2 separate regions of the Homo sapiens genome follow, and region 1 is linked to region 2. The links are chromatin contacts, found by Hi-C in ENCODE. All regions are on one chromosome and are shown on one strand. The core of a region is the stretch at or near the end of the contact, and the rest is flanking DNA. Distances in the headings are between cores, read along the strand shown. Region 1 holds the start of IZUMO2 (IZUMO family member 2). Region 2 holds the start of JOSD2 (Josephin domain containing 2).

Evidence for each region. Hi-C counts contacts between places; a loop is a spot of excess contacts on that map. Pooled maps may share reads with other maps.
Region 1: a loop to region 2 is called in a map of ovary, with 5 times the contacts of the local background. The contact joins the promoter of IZUMO2 here to the promoter of JOSD2 in region 2. A Hi-C loop is called at or near these places in 1 of 168 maps with a recorded cell type or tissue (ovary) and 2 of 50 pooled maps.

Annotation. Positions count from the first base shown.
Region 1 is chr19:50,160,860-50,167,009 of GRCh38, forward strand. IZUMO2 (IZUMO family member 2) reads right to left here and starts at 2,422. Exons shown (of 7, transcript NM_152358.3): 1 at 2,104-2,422; 2 at 1,880-1,954. The coding sequence starts at 2,335.
Region 2 is chr19:50,507,989-50,514,084 of GRCh38, forward strand. It overlaps JOSD2 (Josephin domain containing 2), which reads right to left and starts at 3,203. Exons shown (of 5, transcript NM_001270639.2): 1 at 3,129-3,203; 2 at 2,298-2,460. The coding sequence starts at 2,443. ASPDH (aspartate dehydrogenase domain containing) reads right to left here and starts at 5,925. Exons shown (of 7, transcript NM_001114598.2): 1 at 5,784-5,925; 2 at 5,284-5,428; 3 at 4,939-5,023; 4 at 4,673-4,822; 5 at 4,372-4,592; 6 at 4,148-4,302; 7 at 3,615-3,785. The coding sequence starts at 5,835. The coding sequence ends at 3,742. LOC124904747 (a long non-coding RNA gene) reads left to right here and starts at 3,430. Exons shown (of 3, transcript XR_007067300.1): 1 at 3,430-3,483. RefSeq lists enhancers at 1,876-2,383, 2,384-2,890, 3,385-3,504, 3,808-4,397 and a silencer at 3,055-3,184.

The DNA of each region.
Region 1 (6,150 bases), core at 1,172-3,671, 350 kb before region 2:
ACACAGATGCCCCCCACGTTTATATTACTAGCCCAGAGGGCTCACTGAAGGTGGGATTTATATACCCAACTATCTGGTCAAGATATCCAATTGGATGTCTAAGAGGCATCTCAAACCCACTAAGTCCAAAACTGAACCCTCGTTATTCTCCTCCAGACCTACTCCCAACCTCCCAGTCTACTCCATCTTAGTAAATAGATGTGTCATGATTCTAATTGCTCAATTCAAAATCCTTGGTGCTTTGACGCCTTTTTCTTTTCCTTTTTCTTTTTTTTTTTTTTTGAGACGTAGTTTTGCTCTTGTTGCCCAGGCTGGAGTGCAATGGCGCAATCTCAGCTCACCGCAACCTCCGCCTCCTGGGTTCAAGCAATTCTCCTGCCTCAGCCTCCTGAGTAGCTGGGATTACAGGAGTGCCACCATAGCTGGCTAATTTTGTATTTTTAGTAGAGACAGGGTTTCTCCATGTTGGTCAGGCTGGTCTTGAACTCCCAACCTCAGGTGACCCACCGTCCTCAGCCTCCCAAAGTGCTGGGATTACAGGCGTGAGCCACTGTGCCCGGCTGACGCCTTTCTTTTTTTTATATCCCTGTGCAATTCGTCAGCATGACTGGCAACAAATCCTGTTTGTTCAATATTCAAAATACCCATTCCCTCCCCTTAACTCTAAGATCTCATCTTCCATAGAGACAATGTCGCCGTCTCACTCCACTCTGGCCTTCTTGGATGTTCTGTGACTATGCCAAACATAGTCCCATCTCAGGGATTCCACCAGCTGTTCTTTCTGCCTGCACCCTTCTACCCCTAGACCCCCTCATGGCTGCTTCCCTCTCCCCTTCAGGTCTTTTCTCACATGCTCCTTTTTAAGGGACATCTTTTTTGGATGCCCTACTTTAAGCTGCAATCCCCACCCCTACTCACAGCACTTGCTATTCCGTGGTCCCTGCTTTATTTTTTTCCTCCTTAGCATCTCCCTCCATTTGACATATTTTATCGGGCAATAAAGGATTAACTGAGCAGGCCTGGGTTGTCCCAATCCTGCACATCCCCCGCTCCCCCCCAAAAAAATTTGGCTCTTGCCTGGCTCACAGAAGGTAACCTCTATTTCCTTGGAATATCCTGCCTGTTAAGAGTATCTTGGTTTGGCCAGGCATGGTGGCTTACGCCTATAATCCCAGCACTTTGGGAGGCCTAGGCGGGCAGATCACTTGAGGTCAGAAGTTTGAGAACAGCCTGGCCAACATGGTGAAACCTCGTCTCTACTAAAAATACAAAAATTAGCCGGGCATGGTGGTGGGTGCCTGTAATCCCAGCTACTCGGGAGGCTGAGGCAGGAAAATCGCTTGAACCCGGCAGGCGGAAGCTCCAGTGAGCAGAGATTGTGGCACTGCACTCGAGCCTGGGTGACAGGGCGAGACCGTCTCAAAAAATAAAAATAAATAAATAAATAAAAGAGTATCTTGGTTTATGACCAGGTGCAGTGGCTCACACCTGTAATCCCAGCACTTTGGGAGGCTGAGACACAAGGATTTATTGAGGCCAGAAGTTTGAGACCAGCCTGGGCAATATAATGAGACCCAGTCTCTACAAAAAATTAAAAAGTAGAAAATTAGCCAGGTGTGGTGGCACATGCCTGTGGTCCCAGCTACTTGGGAGGCTGAGGCGGCAGGATCGCTGGAGCCCTGGAGGTCGAGGCTGCAGTGAGCTGTGATGGCGCTACTGCACTCCAGCCGGAGCGACAGTGAGGCTCTGTCTCTTAAAAAAGAAAAAAAAAAGGCTACATTGCATGCGTGTTTGCTCTTATTTTTATATTCAAGGGAGGTGGGGCAGACCGGCGGAAAGAAGAGGGGTGCTGGAGAAGGCGTTCCCTCGTCTCTCCTACCTTTCAGAGAGTTACCCATTAAGTGCTGCGTTTGGTTCTTGACAAAGGACGCCACAAGGTCCAGTTGATTTGTCTCTGGGGGGAGAAGGGAGAGGACACTCCAGTGAGCCCCCCAGAGAGCCAAGTGACCTCACCCCCTCCAGGCCTGGCCCCGACCCCTCTTGGGGGCGTGGTCTCCGGCATCCCTCGCCCAGCCCCGCTGCCCAATTTCTCCCAACACGCACCCACTTTCCCCACAAACACGTTCAGCGCGTAGTCCCGGAAGAAAGGCCCCTCCATGCCCATCAGCACGGCCCCGGCGCGCGCCTGCAGCTGCTCCAACTGGAAGCGACTGGGGATGAGGGCGGAGCGCAGGTGACCCAGGGCCTCCAGCACCAAGGGGTCGCACTGCAGGCAGCCCCAGCCTCCGGGGGCGCCCAAGCCCGAGAGCAGCAGAAGGGTCAAAGCCAGAGGCATGGCGGGGCCTTTGTGACGTCACAGAGAGAACCCGGCCCGCCCCGCCTCCCAGGCGAGGGCGCGGTCAGGAGGCCCAGGGAGCATCACGGTGTTACAGGCACGTGTTCGCTGAGCACCTGCTATGTGCCAGGCATGGTTCTAGAACCTAGAGAGAAAGTCAAGAAAAACAGAAAGCCTCTGCTCAACCCCTCTTGGAACTTACTAATTCCTCTTAAATTTATTCATTCAACACATATTGTTTTATTTTATTTATTTATTTATTTTTTCCCGAGATGGAGTCTCAACTCTGTCACCCAGGCTGGCGTGCAGTGGTGTGATCTCGGTTAACTGCAACCTCCGCCTCCCGGGTTCAAGTGATTCTCCTGCCTCAGCCTCCCAAGTAGCTGGGACTACAGGCGTGCGCCACCACGTCCGGCTAATTTTTTATTTTTAGTAGAGACGGGGTTTCATCATGTTGGCCAGGCTGGTCTCAAACTCCTGACCTCAGGTGATCTGCCCGCCTCGGCCTCCCAAAGTGCTGGGATTATAGGTGTGAGTCACCACGCCCGGCCCACATATTGTTTTTTTTTTTTTTTTTTTTTTTTTTTTTTGAGACAGAGTCTTGCTCTGTCACCCAGGCTGGAGTGCAGTGAGGCGATCCCGGGTCACGGCAAGCTCTACCTCCCAGGTTCAACCTATTTTTGTGCCTCAGCCAACCGAGTAGCTGGGGTTACCATGCCACCACACCCAGATAATTTATATATATATATATATATATATATATATATATATATATATAGAGAGAGAGAGAGAGAGAGAGAGAGAGAGAGAGAGAGAGAGAGAGAGAGATGGAGTCTCACTCTGTGTCACAGGCTGGAGCTCAGTGGTGCGATCTCAGCTCACTGCAATCTTTGCCTCCCAGGTTCAAGAGATTCTCCTACCTCAGCCTCCTGTGTAGCTGGGATTACAGGCACGCACCACCACACCCAGCTGATTTGTGTATTTTTAGTAGAAACGGGTTTTCACCCTGTTGTTCAGGCTGGTCTGGAACTCCTGACCTCAAGTAATTCACCCGCCTCAGCCTCCCAAAGTGCTGGGATTACAGGCCACTGCGTTCAACCTTACATGCAACACATATTTATTTATTGAACACCTACTATGTGCCAGGTGCTGTTCAAGGCCCCCAGAGCTAGAGCTGAGAAAAACAAGAGGTTCTTGTGCTTGCAGTACTTAAATTAATTAACTCAACAAATATTTATTGAGCACCTACTATGTGCCAGGCTCCAGAGATAGACTGACATAAGACGAACACAATCTCTGCTCATAGAGTTCAGGCTAGCAGGGATGGGAGGGAGTGGCAGGAAGAGAAACGTAAAACCTGGTACACAGATGAGTAACTGAAATACTGACAAACTGCATTACCTGCTGGGAAGCAAATACACAGTGTGATACAGTTAAGAGAGTTCCCTGAGGCCAGGAGGTAGGGTCTGGTTCCCTGCTGTTGTCCAGCGCCTAGCGTGTACTAGTTGTTCAACAGATATTTAGCAAATCAATGAATCCACAAGGGAGGGTATACTGAGGGAAGGGCACTTTGTTTTTCCCTGCAATTTTCATCTTGAAAGTTTTAAAATCTGGAGAACAGTTGCAAGGATGACCCAATAAACACTCAGATATGACTTCACATTTTGCATTCGCTGTATCTCTCTATATATGTAGATGAATTTAATATCAATTAAATCATAGAAATTCAACTAAAAGACATTATAATAGTATACACAGAGATATAGCAAATGTCAAAATAATATGATATATTAATATATAGTTAAATATTAATTCAGAGAGATTAAATTAATTAAGACTAAATATTACTACGTTGAGGGAGAGAGGAGGAGAGAGAGGCAGAGTAGGAGAGGGCAGTTGTCTTATTAATAGTTTAGGTTCTACAACAAAACTCCATAGACTGGGTGGCTTATAAACAACAGAATTTATTTCTTCCAGCTCTGGAGGCTGGAAATCCAAGAGCAGAGCACCAGCAAGGTCAGGTTCTGGTGGAGCTCTCTTCTTGTATCCTCACATGGCAAAAAGAGGGTGAGAGGACTCTTTGGGTTCCCTTTTTTATTTTTTAATTTTTGAGATGGGGTCTTGCTCTTGTCACCCAGGCTGGAGTGCAGTGGCACGATCTCAGCTCACTGCAACCTCCACTTCCCAGGTTCAAGCGATTCTCCTGCTTCAGCCTCCTGAGTAGCTGGGACTACAGGCGTGTGCCACCACGCCCGGCTAATTTCTGAATTTTTAGTAGAGATGGGGTTTTGCCATGTTGGCCAGGCTGGTCTCAAACTCCCGACCTCAAGTGATCCGCAACCCCCCTCGGCCTCAAAAAGTGCTGGGATTACAAAGTGTGAGATCAGGCCACAAGGAGGTGCTCACACCCAAGTGAAATTCTCTCTGCTCCCGGACTGAGAGTCAGGCCTTGCCACCCACGCCTACCTTTCTTAGGATCACCCAGTTGTCTACCTAATGCCGTGCTGGCCATAATTTGAGAAATCAACCTGAGATATTAACGTGTGCGTCCTTTTCCTCATCCCCTATTACCATCTGCCTTTCAGGCAGGGAGTCAAGGGGCTGTTGTTTGACTGAAGAAGGGGTGGCCAGAATGGGATGGGAAGGCCACTCATTCCTCAGCTTCAAGCCCCAAACCCTCAGGCCTGGGTGTGAGGCAGGAAGGCTTGGGATGCAGAACCGGTTTTGTTTATCGGGTTCAGCCATGCTAATTTGGTAAAACATAAGTTAGATGAACTATCATCAGATTTCACACCCCAGCAAAAGTGGCTGAGGAAGTTCCCACACTCGCTCTCCAGGCGCACAGACGTCCATCACTGTGTTGTTGACGGCACTGGGAGGCAAAGGCAAGCTGGGTGTCCTCACTGGGGAGGTGGGTCGCCTGTGGTACAGGACCCTGCAAGCAGCTAGAAGAACAGATGAGCCTGTCCACACCATGCCATGAATGGATCCAAGTGAAAACAGCAAAGAGCAAAACAAAGCAAGCAAACAAACAAAAAACCCACAGTGAAACCTACAACTCAATACCATTGACATAATTTTTTTTTTTTTTTTTTTTTCTGGAGTCAAGGTTCTCCCTCTGTCGCTCAAGCTGGAGTGCAGTGGCACGATCTCGGCTCATTGCAGCCTCAACCTCCTGGGCTCAAGTGATCGTCCTGCCTCAGGCTCCCACACAGAATAGAAAAAAAATACCCGGGTATGGTGGCATGCGCCTGTAGTCCTAGCTACTTGGGAGACTTAAGTGGGAGGATCGCCTAAACCTGGGAAATCGAGGCTGAAGCGAGCCATGATCTCGCGACTGCACTCCAGCCTGGGGCAGAGAGCAAGACCCTGTTTCAAGAAATAAAAAGGAAAAGAAAAGGATGATATGTTTGTTCGTTTGTTTATTTTGAGACAGAGTTTTTCTCTGTCGCCCAGGCTGGAGTGCAGTGGCACGATCTCGACTCACTGTAATCTCTGCCTCCTGGGTTCAAGCGATTCTCCTGCTTCAGCCTCCCGAGTAGCTGGCACTACAGGTGTGCACAACCACACCGGCTAACTTTTGTATTTTTTTTTTTTTTGAGACCGAGTCTCACTCTGTCACCCAGGCTGCAGTGCAACGACATGGTCTCAGCTCACTGCAACCTCTGCCTCCCGGGTTCAAGCGATTCTCTTGCCTCAGCGTCCTGAGTAGCTGGGACTACAAGCGCGCGCCACCACACACAGCTAATTTTTGTATTTTTAGTGGAGATGGGGTTTAACTGTGTTGGCCAGGCTGTTCTTGAACTCCTGACCTC
Region 2 (6,096 bases), core at 1,953-4,452:
TCCTGTCTCTCCTGCCCTGACTCTGCCCTGTCCCCAAGTCCTGTCTCTCCTGCCCTGACTCTGCCCTGTCCCCAAGGCCCCAGATGGGCTCTGTCTTCTCCCGCAGCCTCCAGCCTCCCTCCAGTCCATTCCCACACGGCCCTGGCCCTCTCCTGCTCTCAGCTCTCCCATGGCTCCCCAATGCCTTGGACAAAGTCCCTGTCCCTCCGCCAGTCCCTTCCTCTGTCCTTCAAGGCCCACCTCAGATGTCACGTCCTCTGAGAGGAGCCTCCTGACCTCCAGGCTGGATCGGGGCCCTGTCTGGGCTCCCCCAGTGAACTGAGCCACCTCAACGATGACAGCTGCCCGCATCACCCTGATTTAACACTGCTTGCTTCTCCCACGGGGTTGCCCTCACCCCTCCCCTGCTCACAGCCCACTCTGCTGCCTCATTTCCCCCAGGACAGAGTCCCACAAGGCCCTGCGTGGTCTGGCTCTGGTGGCCTCACCTCAGAGCCTCAGCACCCTCCTTCCTGGTCCCCTGTCCCCAGCCACATCCCCGGTGCCCACCGCCTCCCGCCCCACCCCCGCCAACCTTTCCTCCAGCTCTTCCCCTGCCTAGGAAGGCTCTTCCGCCTGTCACCACTTGTCTCTGGGCCCTGCCTCTGAACAGCTGCACCTCTGTTCCCTATCTGGACCCTGGGCAGGCAGGACATGGGAGGAAAACGCTCGTGTGTGTGTGTGTGTGTGTGTGTGTGTGTGTGTGTGTGTGTTTCCCTCACCACCCTTAGGCTGGCACTTGTGTCTGAGTCATCTCAGGGTCTCCAGCATGGCTTTTGTATGAAAGAGCTGATGGGTCCTTGTTGCGAATGATAGAGGAGATGACTAAATACCATAATAATCAGTCTGAGGGGCTGGGACTCTTAAGATGTCCGAGAGCCGGAGGAGGCTTGGAGCAAGAGGCAGGGGAGGCAGGGCCATCTCCAGGTGTAGAAAGACTCTCTAGGATCAAGTGGGGACTGAAGGCAGGGACAGACTGGAGGCCATGGGCAGGCTGGGCAGGAGAGGGTCAGGCCTGAGCTGGGGCCAGGGACATGGGGACAGAGAGGAGGGAGTGAGAGATGGTAAAGGAGTGATTTTTTTTTTTTTTTTTTTTGAGACAGTCTTGCTCTGTTGCCCGGCTCACTGAAACCTCTGTCTCCCAGCTTCAAGCAATTCTCCCACCTTAGCCTCCAGAGTAGCTGGGACTACAGACATGTGCCACCACGCCCAGCTAATTTTATTTTTTATTTATTTTTATTTTTTAGTAGAGACGGGGTTTCGCCCTGTTGGCCAGGCTGGTCTGGAATTCCTGACCTCAAGTGATCCACCCGCCTCAGCCTCCCAAAGTGTTGGGATTACAGGTGTGAGCCACTGCGCCCGGCCAAAGAGTGATGTTGGACATTGTGAATAGTGAAGAGGAACATTCCATGCTGGCAGAGAAGGAAGCCATGCCGGGCAGAAAGAAGTACCTGGAAGCCCAGAGGCCGCACAGAAGGGCTCACGGGAGTGGAGAGTCTGGTTTGAGGGGGGCCGTGAGGGCTGAAGATGCGGAGGCAGGCTCGGCCTCCGCTATGAGGAGGGCCCTGAGTAGGGCGGGGGCGTGTTTAGGATGGACTGGAGAGCTGTGACAGGGCCCAGATAAGAGATGCCTGAAGCTGGGTGAGCCTGTAATCCCAGCTACTGGGGAGGCTGAGGTGGGAGGATCACTTAAGCTCAGGAGTTCAAGACCAGCCAGACCTTGTCTCTAAAGAAAGAACCACTGGGCCGGGTGCAGTGGCTCACGCCTGTAATCCTAGCACTTTGGGAGGCCGAGGCGGGTGGATCACGAGGTCAGGAGATTGAGACCATCCCGGCTAACATGGTGAAACCCCGTCTCTACTAAAAATACAAAAAATTAGCCGGGCGTGGTGGCGGGTGCCTGTAGTCCCAGCTACTCGGGAGGCTGAGGCAGGAGAATGGCATGAACCCGGGAGGCCGAGCTCGCAGTGAGCGAGATCGCGCAACTGCACTCCAGCCTGGGCAACAGAGTGAGACTCAGTCTCAAAAAAAAAAAAAAAAGAAAGAACCACTGGATTGAGGTCTGGCTGGGGCTGAGGCCACAGGGACAGACAGGCACAGGAGGCAACATCTCCCCAGAGTCCCAGCGTCTAGCTTAGGCAAGTGAGCGCGGAGCAGAAGAAAGCCCCCAAGGCTCAGCGCCTGCCTGGCGGCGAGACCCAGGTGGGTCACTCCGCCAGAGCTCTGCTGCTCCAGGGGCTGGGGTGGGTGACGGTCACCTCTTGCAGATCTCATCGGCAGCCTCCTGGCTAAAGAGCTGCTGCTGCAGAACGTTGTTGAGGGCGTGGACAGCACACAGCTCCAGGCGCTGCCGTTCGTGGTACACGGTGGGTGGGCTCGGCTGTGCTCCCGGGGCCTGGGACATGCCGTCCTCGGCTCCTGCTGGGGGTTGGGAGGGGGAGAAGGTCCTCAGGGGCCCGGGATCTAGAGGTCCAGCCTCCCAGCAGGCCTTTGGGGCATCGCCATTGATTGAGCTGGGACTCGGAGCAGCCCAGGAAGACACTGGGCCCCTGACCCCGCTCCCTGGCAGTCTCCTGGCAGCACACGTCCCTCCATCCCTTATTCCTATTCCTACGAAAAACGCTGTCTCTTCTGCTCCCCTAGCAACAGAAAACCACCCTCACCAGGTCTCTAAGTAAAAGGGTCCCTATCATGGTCACCTAGCAACAGAGGAACCTGCCTCCCCGTCCCTAGGTAACCAGGGCGCTCTGTGGTTACCTAGCAACAAAGCCCCCTCCCCACCGCACTAGGTAACAAAGTCTGTCCTCCGAGCACCTAGCAATAGAGAATCCTCCTCCCCTGTCTCTAGGTGATAGGGTCCCCTCTGGTCTCCTAGCAACAGAAGACTCCCCTTCCCCGGTCATGTAGCAGCGAGGCTCTCTGCTCTTGTCACCTGGCAACGGGGCCCCCTCCCCAGTCACTAAGCAACAGGAGTTCCTCTTCCTATCACCCAGCAACCAGGCCCCCTCCCCGGACACCAAGGAATGGAGCCCTTCGCCGACCCGCACCCCAGCCACGGCGCTCGCCCTTTGCCTGGCAACGCCCCTCACCCCGCCTGCCTCTCCGCTCCACCGAGCCAGGGGTTTCCGCATCCCCTTCCTGGGCGGCGGCTCTGGGCTCCGAGTGCGGGGCGGGCAACACCGCGCTGACTGGGCAGGCGGGACGGACTACAGCTCCCGGTGATCCCCGCGCGCCGGACTACGACTCCCGTGGGGCCCCGCGGGACTCCTGCTCCACACGGAACGCCCGGGCCGCGTGGCCCTGAAGTCGGCCGTCGGGCCTAGGAAATGCCGCACTACAACTTCCGTCGGGCTCCGCGGCAGGTCCCGGAAGTGCGCCTCAGAGGCCCTTCTTTCGCATACGGCCGCGCCCACTACTGCTCAGAGATTCTAGGAAACTTAGTAGGTAGGCTCTCGCGATAGCTTCCTGGCGCCGCGCTCTCATGGGTGCTCGCCCCCGGCGATGGCGTCATGCGCGGTGCGCAGACGCAGCGTGACGTCACACAAGGGAAAGGGATCAGAGACGCCAGGCGGTGCGGGGGGAGGCAGCGGTGATCTTTACTGAGTCAGAAGGGAGACCCTGGGGAAGTGGGGCAGGGCAGGGGTGGGATGGTGGTGGTGAGAGGCCAGGCAGATGATCTTGTCTCGGGAGGGAGGAGGCTTCTCAGCAGAGATGGATCCCCGGCCTGGAGGGGAGCTGGCAGCAGGCTGCGGGGAGAGGGGAATGAGCGAATGAGACAGAGGAGAGATGAGGAGACAGACGCCTGGGGGAGGCAGTGGTGGGAGGAGGGGACAGGGCAGGGGGGCGGTGGAGGAAGACCCGGAGAGAGCGGGACAGAGCCCTGGGGGTGGACAGAGACAGAGAGAGTCTCGATCAGAGGCGGGCACAAATGGAGACATCTACAGTGCCAGGATTCAAAGTCATGGAGAGAGGTTAAGGAAATAAAGGTCAGAAAGAAAGAAAGGTCAACAAATACAGAACCAGAACTGCAGAACTAGTGAGAGCCCGGGACCCCCAAGCTCTGCAGAACACAGGAGCCCAGGGCCGGGGGAGAGGGGCCTGGCCGCACCCAGGAGGCTCTGCCAGAAGGCCGTGACGGTGGCGGAGCCGGTGACCGCGCCTGGCTCGGCAGGGTTCTCTCTGCGGGTGTGCACAGCAAAGCTTCGGCCCGTGGGGCCCCGGGGTCCGCTCAGCTCTACATCCACCACGTGCATGTCCGTGAGGCTGGGACAAGAGGGGCAGTCAGTCTGGAGAGCCTGGACTCAGCCCAACACCCTGCTTAGCTCTGCTCACCTGGTATCAGCCACGAGCACCCCAATCACCCCATCGAAGCCCAGGCTGGGGGCAGCCAGGGCAGCCGCCGCCATGGTGTTGGAATTTCGCGGGGCAAAGGGGCAGAGCCCACGGACAGGGCCTTCGTAGAGCACAGTGCAAGGCCCAGGGCTGTGGGCTGCAGCCAGGGGTCCCTCAAGCCGGAAGCCATCGGGGTGTGTGGCCATGGTGACACGAAGGCTCTGGAAGCAAGAGCCCGGGTTAGGGGGAGTGGGGTCTTTGCAGGCCTCCCCTGGTTCCTGGGGAGCCCAGCAGGCCTCACCCGGAGGCCCCCAGCTGCATCCAATCTCCTGATGTCCTCAGCGCCCCACAGGGCCCCTCGGGCCACAAACACGGCGTGGTCCCAGTGCTGTGAGGCCTCCAAGAGCTGCCGCTCTGTGGTCTGGTCACTTAGAGCTGAGGGGGACCCCACCTGGGGTGGATGAAGGAGGGGAGGGTTGAGGTCAGGGAAGGATATCCACTTCAGGGTGGGGTGAGACCAAGACAGAAGGGGCAGGGCTCTGCGTAAATGGTTGGGGTGGGGCTTACCAGGAGATTGGCATGGCGCAGGATTTGTGCCCCAGATTCATGGATTATTTTGGGATGGGCCACTTCCACAACCAGATCAGGGCGCCTGGGAGAGGGGAAAGAGGGCGGAGGGTCTTGGAGAGGTATTAGGCCTCTTCTCCCCAAGGTTCCCTCCGAGTCTACTGAGGGCTGCCCTTCTTCTCCCTGACCTGGGAGGCGAAATGAGATGAATGGGTTCGTCCTGTTTCACATTTGCTTGAACCAAGGCCCAGAGAGGGTCAGGGAACCCCTGAGATCACACAGTGGCTAAGAGAGCCAGGACAGGAGCTTCAGGGAGCTCCACTCTCCCATGGCAAGGTCACTGACCTTTCCCCAAGGGCAGCAAGGTTCTGGAGCTGCAGGGAAGGGGGCACGCTCCCTGCCATTCGTCCTGGGTCACGATTCCAGACAAAAACAAGTTCTAGGCCAAGTTCTGGTCCCTGAGCCAAGAGGCGGGAGACGAGGGACTGTCCTGGGGAGAGGGAAAGGAGAGGGCTAGAGATCCAGAGAGAGGGGGACAGAGACCCAGAGAGAGAGGAGGTGGGGACAGAGACCCAGAGAGAGAGGAGGTGGGGACAGACTCAGATTGCGGGGTAGGGAGACAGAGATGGGGGCAGGGCAGAGACACAGTGGGGTGGACAGAGGCCCAGAGAGAAGGGAGACAGAGACGGAGAGGACAGAGACCTGGGGTGGGGGTGCAGTGGGCAGACCCAGAGACACAGCCAGGGGCAGATAGAGAGAGAAAAAAGTGTTTGTGGAGGGCAGAGAGTCTTGGGAGCTTTAGGAAGGGGTTTGGGGAAGGAGGCCAAGGATGGTCAGGGACTCACCGAGGCGGCCATAGCCCACCACGCCCACCCTCCACGGGCCCCTGTCGGCCATGGCCCTGAGTGCGGTGTCTGGGGCCTGGCTCCCTGGGCTGCTCGCTGCCCGCTGCACAAGGCCTGGGCAGCCGCTGCTCTTTGGACATCTGACCCTTGAGCCTCTGGGCTCAGTCTTCCCCCTTCCCCGCAGGCCCAGCGTGGGGGCGTGGGCCTGCGGGAGTGGAGGCGGGAGAACCCTTCCCTGTGCTCTGTCCACTTTCCCGGGTCCAGCACAGTGAGCATGGTGACCGGGGGTTCTGGGAACCCTGCGTGCCCCCCT